Linked DNA regions of Mus musculus: region 1 is linked to region 2. Evidence: chromatin contacts called from ENCODE Hi-C data. All regions are on one chromosome and are shown on one strand. The core of a region is the stretch at or near the end of the contact, and the rest is flanking DNA. Distances in the headings are between cores, read along the strand shown. Region 1 has its middle 60 kb from the start of Fam241b. Region 2 holds the start of Col13a1 (collagen, type XIII, alpha 1).

Region 1 (4,300 bases), core at 1,735-4,234, 71 kb before region 2:
TATGCATATGAGTGCAACGCCTACCCACAAGAGCTGGAAGAGGGAGCTGGATCCCTCCAGAGCTAGTGTTGCAGGCACTTGTGAGTCACCTGATGTGGGTCCCAGGCAGAGAACTCAGGTCCTCTGTAAAGCCAGTGTCCGCTCTGAACCATGGAGCCATCTCTCCAGCCCTGAAACGGAGTCTCTTGTTTACTTGTGTAGAAAACAGGCTAGCTGGTCCTTGAGCTTCTGTGGAATTCTCCTGTCTCTGCCTCCCGTGGGATTACAGATGCATGGGACAGCATCCAGCTTTACCTGGATTCCGAGGATTCGAATTCAGGTCCTTAGGCTTGTACAGTAAATGCGCTATGTATGCATTGAGCCATCCCCCGAGCCGGAGATCCCTCATGGAGACTCGACCCAAGGCCTTTGTTGGATGCAATGCAAATAATCTCTCCTAGTATCTGGCTTATATTTCTGTCTTCATTCTGTGACTTTGTCTGTTGAAAAAGAGCAACCTTGACACACTTATTTATTTATTTATTTATTTATTTATTTATTTATTTATTTTCAAGTCAGGGTTTCTCTATGAAGCCCTGGTTATCCTGGAAAGCACTCTGTAGACTAGGCTGGCCTCCAAGTCACAGAGATCCACTTTCCTCGGCCTCCCCTGAGTACTGGGATTAAAAGTGTGCACCACTATGCCTGGCTCAAACTTTAAAATTTTTGATGCAGTCTGATTTTTATTTTAATTTATAATTTGTGATTTCTTTTTAAAATGTATTTATTTTTATTTTACAGTACATTGGAGCTTTGACCGCATGTATGTCTGTGTAAGGGTGTCGGATCCCCTGGAACAGGAATTACAGACAGTTGCGAGCTGTTGTGTGCTTACAGGGGATTGAGCCCAGAACCTCTGAAAGAGCAGCCAGTGCTCTCAACCACTGAACCATCTCTCCTGTCAGTTTTGTAAACTGAATGCTTATCTCTAAGCCCAAGATCCTTAGAGCAAATTTCTGTGCCGTCCTAGGTTAGGAAGTCAAGCTGCCTTATTTTCCTTTCTTTTCTCTTCCCCCCTCCCTCCCCCTCTCGCCCACTTCCTTGCCCCCTTCCTTGGATTTGGGCATCCAATTGCTTCATCCACTGTCTCTTGGAGAGATCAACCAGTCCATTGTCTGGCGTGCCTGTCGAGAATCAATTGAGCGTGGACCTGTGGACTTGTGTTTGGACTTCTTATTACTTTCCACTGAACTATTTGCCTTGATTACAATACCATACCAGTTTATCATAGCTTTATAAGTCGTGAAATCAGGTCTCCCAGTGTCGTTCCACTTCACTAATTATCCTGGCTAGTCTAGTCTTTTGTGGCTCTATAAGGTTTTAGAATTCATTTTTAATTCTCTTTTTAATTGAAAATTTAAATTATATCCTTATTAATAATAATTAATAACTTAATTATTTTATAAATTTAATTATTATTACATGTCCGGTGTCTGTGTGGAGGTTGGAGGACAACTTTGGGGAGTCAGTTCTCCCCTTCCTTCTTACATGGCCACCAGACTTGAGCATCAGATACCGAGACCCACTGAGCCATCTCTCTGGCCCCATTTGTAATTTTCTACCCAAAAAAAAAAAAAAAATCAGATGAGCTTTTGCTTGGGATTTCACGGAGTCTCTACTTGAGATGAGACCGGGCGTGTTCAGGTGATGTAATGATTGGTGAATCTGTACATCAGTCTTGGGGAAAATGATTGATTGGTGAATCCATGCGTCAATCTTGGGGAAAATGATGATCTGATGACCTTATGGTCTCCAGGCCACAAGCACAGTGACTCTCTCTGTTGCTTTGATCGTTTAATCTCTTGGATCAATTATTCTGTGGCTTTCTGTGGAGGAACTTCACTCACAAATGCTTTTTCAGACTTATCCCAAATGTCTTCCATTTGTTTACACTTTTGTAAATGACAGTATTTGGATGCCAGTCTCTGAAATGACTGCCCGGATGAAGGCACGGTTTAGTTCTGCATCCTAATGTTGGATTCTATGACCGCCTACCATGGGAATTCTAGAGACTTGCTGGTGAGTCGACAGCATTCCTGTGGATCTAACACTATCCACAAGTAAAGTGCTGCCTCACCTGTTCCACTCTGGACACTTTCAATTTCATTTTCTTGTCCTATTGCTCTGGCTTCAATGGCAGAGAGAACCAAACTGGAATAGGAAGGGTGGGCTTTCTTGGTTCCTCCCCAATCACGTGATGCAGGCCGGTTATTGGTCTCACTGTCTCTGGGCTTGTCATCACCTTAGAGAGCTGGACAGAGTGTCTCTGGGGAGGAGTGAAGGAGTCTCACCTGTGGGCGTGGCTGAAGGATGCAGTATTGCTCAGGGACTTCTACTTCCTGGGGTTTTCATGGGAGTCCCAGGAAGGCTACCACTGTCTTGAGGGCAACAGTGGTCAACTTCCCACTTGGCTGGGTATGGAGCTCAGCTCACCTGGCCATCAGCTTGTCCTGAGAGGGTCCATAGTGTCTTCCCTCTGTTACTCTCTGCCACCAGAGGCAGCTTTCTTCCCTCCTTTCCTTCTTACCAAAACATGAATGGAGAGAGACTTGAAAGGAGAGGGCTCAAGTTGCCATAGCTCAGGTTACTTCCCCACAGCGTCCTCATTCAAAAATAAACCTGAGGGGGGATCAGAAGAGGGGGTGACAGAGACAGGAGGGAGCTGTCAGTACTGCCCTGCTTCCAGGCTGTATTTTTAGAGCTGGTATTTAGGCTTGGCTTGGGGACAAGGGGCTGGAAAATGTGAGGCATTTCCTCTTCCTGTCAACTGAGACACGGTGTGTGTGTGTGTGTGTGTGTGTGTGTGTGTGTGTGTGTGTGTGCAGGGCCCTGCCACCTTCCCATTTAACACCTCCAGAATAACAAACAACACACACTTCCTCTGAGCCTGCTCTACTACCTCACCCCTACTGAATGCAGCCTGTGAGACCTATCTCATCTTGGGACACTCTGCCTCTTCCCCGAGCTGTCAACTCTCTGGTTCTGCAAGAAGAGGAGCCCCTGGCTCCCTTGTACAAACTTGATGCTGTCCCAGTGCTGAGCAGGTCATATGTATAGGACCGGCTATCTCACTCTCTCGGTGAGACACTTTAGGATTTGGTGTGAATACAACAAACCGATTTGTTCACTCATGAGCTGTGTGTTGTGCAGAGAATATTTAACCCCTCCGTGCCCAGCATTCCCTAGACCCTGATGATAATGGCATGATGATATTGGCACCTGCTCCCTGAATGGGTTGGCAGGGTTCTGTGATTTCCTGTAGATATAATGTGTCTTAGTTAGGGTTTTACTGCTGCGAACAGACACCATGACCAAGGCAACTTTCATAAAGGACATTTTATTGGGGCTGGCTTACAGGTTCAGAGGTTCAGTCCGTTATCATCAAGATAGGAACATGGCAGCGTCCAAGCAGACACGGTGTAGGAGGAGCTGAGAGTTCTACATCTTGTTCTGAAGGCAAACAGGAGAAGACTGGCTTCCAGGCAGCTAGGATGAGGGTCTTAAAATCCACCCCTACAGTGACACACTTCCTCCAACAAGGCCATGCCCATTCTAACAAGACCATACCTCCTAATAGTGCCACTCCCTGGGCCAAGCGTATTCAAACCACCACAAGGTCCTTTCTTACTATTAGGTATGATATTTACTTAATAGAGTGTTCATCCGGAACAAGGTGCCACACAAGCCAGCCATTCTGTTTGTGAATCAGCTTCATATCAGCCCTGGTGGGCAGGGGCTGAGATGGTGAAAGAGATGGGTTCCATCCAGCTTTGGACCAGGCTGGGCCTCTGCTCTGCAGGACTGAAGAATCACATTTACCCATGGGAAGGGGATGATGTGAGCTATGTTTGCATAGCTGTAGCCAAAATGCTTGCAAGAACAGGTAAAGAGGAGGAAGTGTTGGCTTATGGTTTCAGAGCTTGTCACTCTGTCAGGCTGGGGAGGGCATGGTGGAGCATAGAGGCTCACCATATGGTCACATCATGATGGACAGAAAACAGGACACAGGAAGGGACCGAGACAGAATATAGCCCTCAGTAACCAACTTCTTCCACTCAGACCCCACCTCCTATTCTTCAACATCTCCCAGTGAGATAAGAATCCATCAAGGGATGAACCCATTGACCAGGTCAAAGCCCTCAAGATTAGACCCTCTCTAAAACACTATCACAGACACAAGCAGAGAAACATCAACCCTTGAGCAATTCTGTGTTTGTTTTGAGACAGGGCCTCTGTATTATTTAGCTATCTATAGCTGTCC
Region 2 (4,062 bases), core at 1,034-3,533:
CCAGAGGAAGATATTGAGACAATGCAGAAGAAACGGTAAGGGGGTCCCTCAGCTCAGTCAAAGCTCACTTGTTGCAAAACTCCCTCCAGCTATGGAGAGGTGCACACTGTCTGTCATCATTTTGTCCTCCTGGGTCCAATTTTTTTCCCATTCTGTAGATGGAGGAGGCAGCAGGGGTGTGTGTGTCAGCCTGCACCTGCAGCCATGAGCTCCTATGAGATACTACTTACTTACTGAGTGCCTACTGTCTGCGTTACATTCACCTCTTCTTTAAATCCTCCTGAAAAATCTAGATCCTTTATTATAAGCCCATTTTATTTAGTTAGCTTTTCTTTGAAATGAGATCTCATATAGCCCTCGCTGCCCTCAAACTCACCATGTGACCACGAATGACCTTGAATTTACCATCCCCCTGCCTCTGCCTTCCAAGTGCATGGATTACAGACTCGTACCACTACACCTGGTTTATTTTAAACCCACCATCGGAAAAGGGCTTTTTTTTCATTCATTTTTCTGACTGCATGGGGTCACTTAGAGCCTTGGGTTTGAACTTTTTTTTTCCATTGCGAGGCTCAACTCAGGCTACCACACCAAGGCTACCTGAGTCTTGAAACACCAATCTCAAAAATACTTCAGGCCCGAAATGTTTTCAGTTTTGCTGTGTCAGTTCAAACGGCATTTCAGACTGATCCGGGCAGGGCGTGAAGAAGCCTCAACTTGCTCAATTTCCTGTAGTGAACACTGCTGCTGAGAAACTCTCCAGCGCCCCCTAGTGGTTCTGAGTGCCTCTGAGTTCTCAGGCATTTGTACTGGGAGGAGATATCCCTTGACCAGGCTGGAGACCCAGAGGCCTGTTTGTTAATGAGACACATCAAGGAAATCTTGACATTGGGACTTCCTGGGCACCAGTCCTGTCAGCTGCATTGCTTTCTAGCCTCGTAGTAGTTCTCCGTGGTATCCAACTACCTAGCAGTCAGTCTTACATTAAGTCTATATAAGTACTGTATTACAAGCTCCCATTCCGTTAGGTGTGCACTCCACACTAATGTTTGCATTGCATATAACGCTCCTTCTCACTGGTCAACATGCAAAATGTAAAGTTTGCCTTGTTACTAGGAAAGGACGCTCACTCCCACACCTCTGTCACCCCCCACTTCCGGTTCACAGTTCAAGGGCCAGCCTACCCTCCCCTGCCCGATGCTTCAGCCCCACCACCTCATTTTCAGGAGTGTCTAGAGGCACAAGGAAATGAAAAGTCTACTGACAAACGTCACTCAAAGTGGGGAGCGGGGGTAGAAAAGAGAGGAAAATACCAAATGCAGAACTCCCAAAGACCACTAGCTCGTGGCAGTCAAGGAAGCCACCACAGGGTTAGCTTTGAGGTGGATAAGGGGAGATGGAGTGTGTATGTATGAGAACTGCCCGCCTTTGATGGCTTGCAATCCTAGGTTGGCTAGTCTGCTATGCGTCTCAGCTCAACATAAATAAGAGTCCCGCCCCCCTCCCCGCACCCGCCCGCGCCTGTTAGACATCCTAGGATAAACCCGGGCGATGGGCGTGACCCCTGATAAATTTCTGTTCTGTAGGTCTTTAGGTTTAGTTCTGAAAGAGAAAAGGTGGGGGGGGGGGTCAATACCGCTGCCCCGAGGCGCTGGGTTTACCACTCTGAGCGAATCTGTGGTTGGTGGCATGGTCCCACCAGAGACACCTGCAAAGAGCAGGGCCCTGGGTAGAAATGGTGAGGGAGAGATTGTCTGCTGTCACTGCAGATCTCCCAACTCAGGACGTACAGGACCAAGCAGGCGTCCAGACAGTGATTCAACAGGTTGCCCGCAGGGTCCCCCACACCCACCACCACCCACCACCCAGGCCCTAGGAAAGAGGAGTGCTGTGGTGCGGTGCATTGGGTGGCAGGAGGGTCCCCGATGTTCTGGGAAAGCGGGGTGCTGTGATGCCAGGTCCCTATGTCTTTGAGGTCTTGAGTGTGAATCTTTGGACGGGAAAAGGAGCGCAGCCTCCGCTCCACCCCATACCCCCTCCCCGCCTATAAATAACCCCAAGTGTCACTTCAAAGGGCACCAGGAGCCCCGGACGGGGGCTACCGAGGTCGGCGGGGCCCCGCACACCACGCCCCCCACCCCAGGCGACTTTGCATAAATAAACAAACCCCAGCCGCAGCCCCGCAGGAGGCGGAGGAGGAGCGGGAGGAGGGCGAGGGAGGGGCGCAGGAGATTAGTTTGGGAAGTAGCGCCCGGCGCTCATCCGATCCGCGCGGCCGCGCCGGCTGTGTCAAGTTACAGAGGCGCCAGAATCGGCCCCAGCGCGGCTCACTGCAGCCACGACCCACCTCTGCCCATGGGGCCCTGCATGCGTGCCCCTTCGCCCGGGGACTGACACCCGTTCTCCCCGGAGACACAAAACACCCAGAAGGACCCCGAGCGTCGCACCAGCCCGAGAACTCTGCAGAAGAGAGAAGGGAAAGAGTGGGGAGCGGGGCCAGATCCCCGAACTTGGAACATTCTTCGAAATAACTTTTTTCTTACTTTGGCGTACTCCGATCGCGTCTGCTGGTGGCTCTTGGCTGCTCCCGACTCCGACTGCTCATTTTCGGTCCTCTTTGGCGAGCAAAGGAAAGGGACGTCCTCTAGCCACGTTAACCCCCTTTCCCCTTGCCTCTCAGTTTGGATCGCGCCTCTTGGATCTCGTTTTTATTTATTCTATTTATTTATTTATTGGCTCTCAAGACGCGAGGGCATGGTGGCGGAGCGCACCCGCAAAGCGGCAGCCTCTGGCAGCCGCGGCCCTGGGGAGCTGGGCGCTCCGGGGCCCGGGACAGTGGCGCTGGCTGAGCAGTGCGCTAGGCTGCCGAGCCCCGGGTGCTGCGGACTGCTGGCTCTAGCGCTGTGTTCGCTGGCGCTCAGCCTGCTCGCCCACTTTCGGACCGCGGAGCTGCAGGCCCGGGTGCTGCGCTTGGAAGCAGAGCGCGGGGAGCAGCAGATGGAGAAAGCTATTTTGGGACGAGTCAACCAACTGCTGGACGAGGTTTGTGCCCTTTGTTGCTGCCTTTTATCCCCACCCCGAGGCGCCCCCTCGCGCAGTCCCGGGACTCCACGGGCCGGCACGGGCCGGCGCTCTTTTGCACGCTCGCCCAGGTTGCCTGTCCTAGAACTGTGGGTAGGGATCGCTGCTGAGCTGCCAGGTATTCAGAGCACCATGCGCGGGACCTCCCAGCTCCGGGAGACCCCGGGGTCTTGCGCTGGGGGCGCCCTACGCGCGCGGCGGTCAGGTGGAGAAAAGCAGGGCGCGCAAAAGGTGCGCAGAGGCCGCCAGGGCTGGTTGCGGGAAATAGTCTGGGTGCACGCTTGCAGGGGGGCTCTGGTGGCCCTGTCCGCTCCACGAGGGTGAGTGCTGCCTGGTTTTATGGTCACATTTGGAAGCAGGGAAAGAGAGTGAGCCATTTAAGGACCTAAAGGGACAATTTCTAAAGTGGATTGCTCTTTGCTGGTCCCTGTTTGCTGTTTCTGGCCCCTAGGGCCCAAGTGTGAGTTTCCTGGCTCAGTCCTCCTCAGGGTCCCGTTAACCTATGACTCTTCCGGCTGTGGCCTCTGGAATGATCCTAACTCAATCCCTGCAACTGCGGAAAGGATGCAGCTCTCTCTCAAAAGTCTCCCTTCCCAGGTAGTTAAAAAGTTACTAATGCATGTCTTTGCTCGGGGAATCCTGAGAGTGCTCGTGGCAATGCCATCCTCCCTGGGGAGGCGGGAAATGCAGACTCCAGTGGGGCGGAGTGTGGGTGTGGGCGATAAGGAGGGAAAGCGGAACCCAAGATGGAGTGGGGCTGGCGGCCTAAGAGAATCTGAAGAGCACAATGGGAGGTGTGTGAGATAGTAACTGAAAGGGTGCTGCTGAAAAGCCAGCAAGTAGCTCTGTCCTTTTCTACCTATCTTGGGATTTATTGGGATGCTGTGCAAACTGGGACACATACTGTAACCTCTCTGAGCTTACAGAATGATGGCGAGCATTAGCCAGATCTAATTGGGTTGGTTAGGTCTCTCCCGCAGT

The links. A loop is a pair of places that touch in the nucleus more often than their neighbours do.
Region 1: a loop to region 2 is called in a map of heart, with 2.3 times the contacts of the local background. The contact joins the enhancer-like site here to the promoter of Col13a1 in region 2. A Hi-C loop is called at or near these places in 5 of 37 maps with a recorded cell type or tissue (gastrocnemius and heart).

The regions. Positions count from the first base shown.
Region 1 is chr10:62,048,520-62,052,819 of GRCm38, reverse strand. No RefSeq gene overlaps it. Among named protein-coding and RNA genes, the nearest start is that of Fam241b, 60 kb to the left of the region's middle. Within about 2 kb of position 2,984, at least 1 of the 3 ENCODE cell types and tissues checked has a DNase peak (open chromatin) inside an H3K27ac peak, as active enhancers do; it is heart, where a contact is called at or near this core.
Region 2 is chr10:61,977,329-61,981,390 of GRCm38, reverse strand. Col13a1 (collagen, type XIII, alpha 1) reads left to right here and starts at 2,283. Exons shown (of 41, transcript NM_007731.3): 1 at 2,283-3,042. The coding sequence starts at 2,755.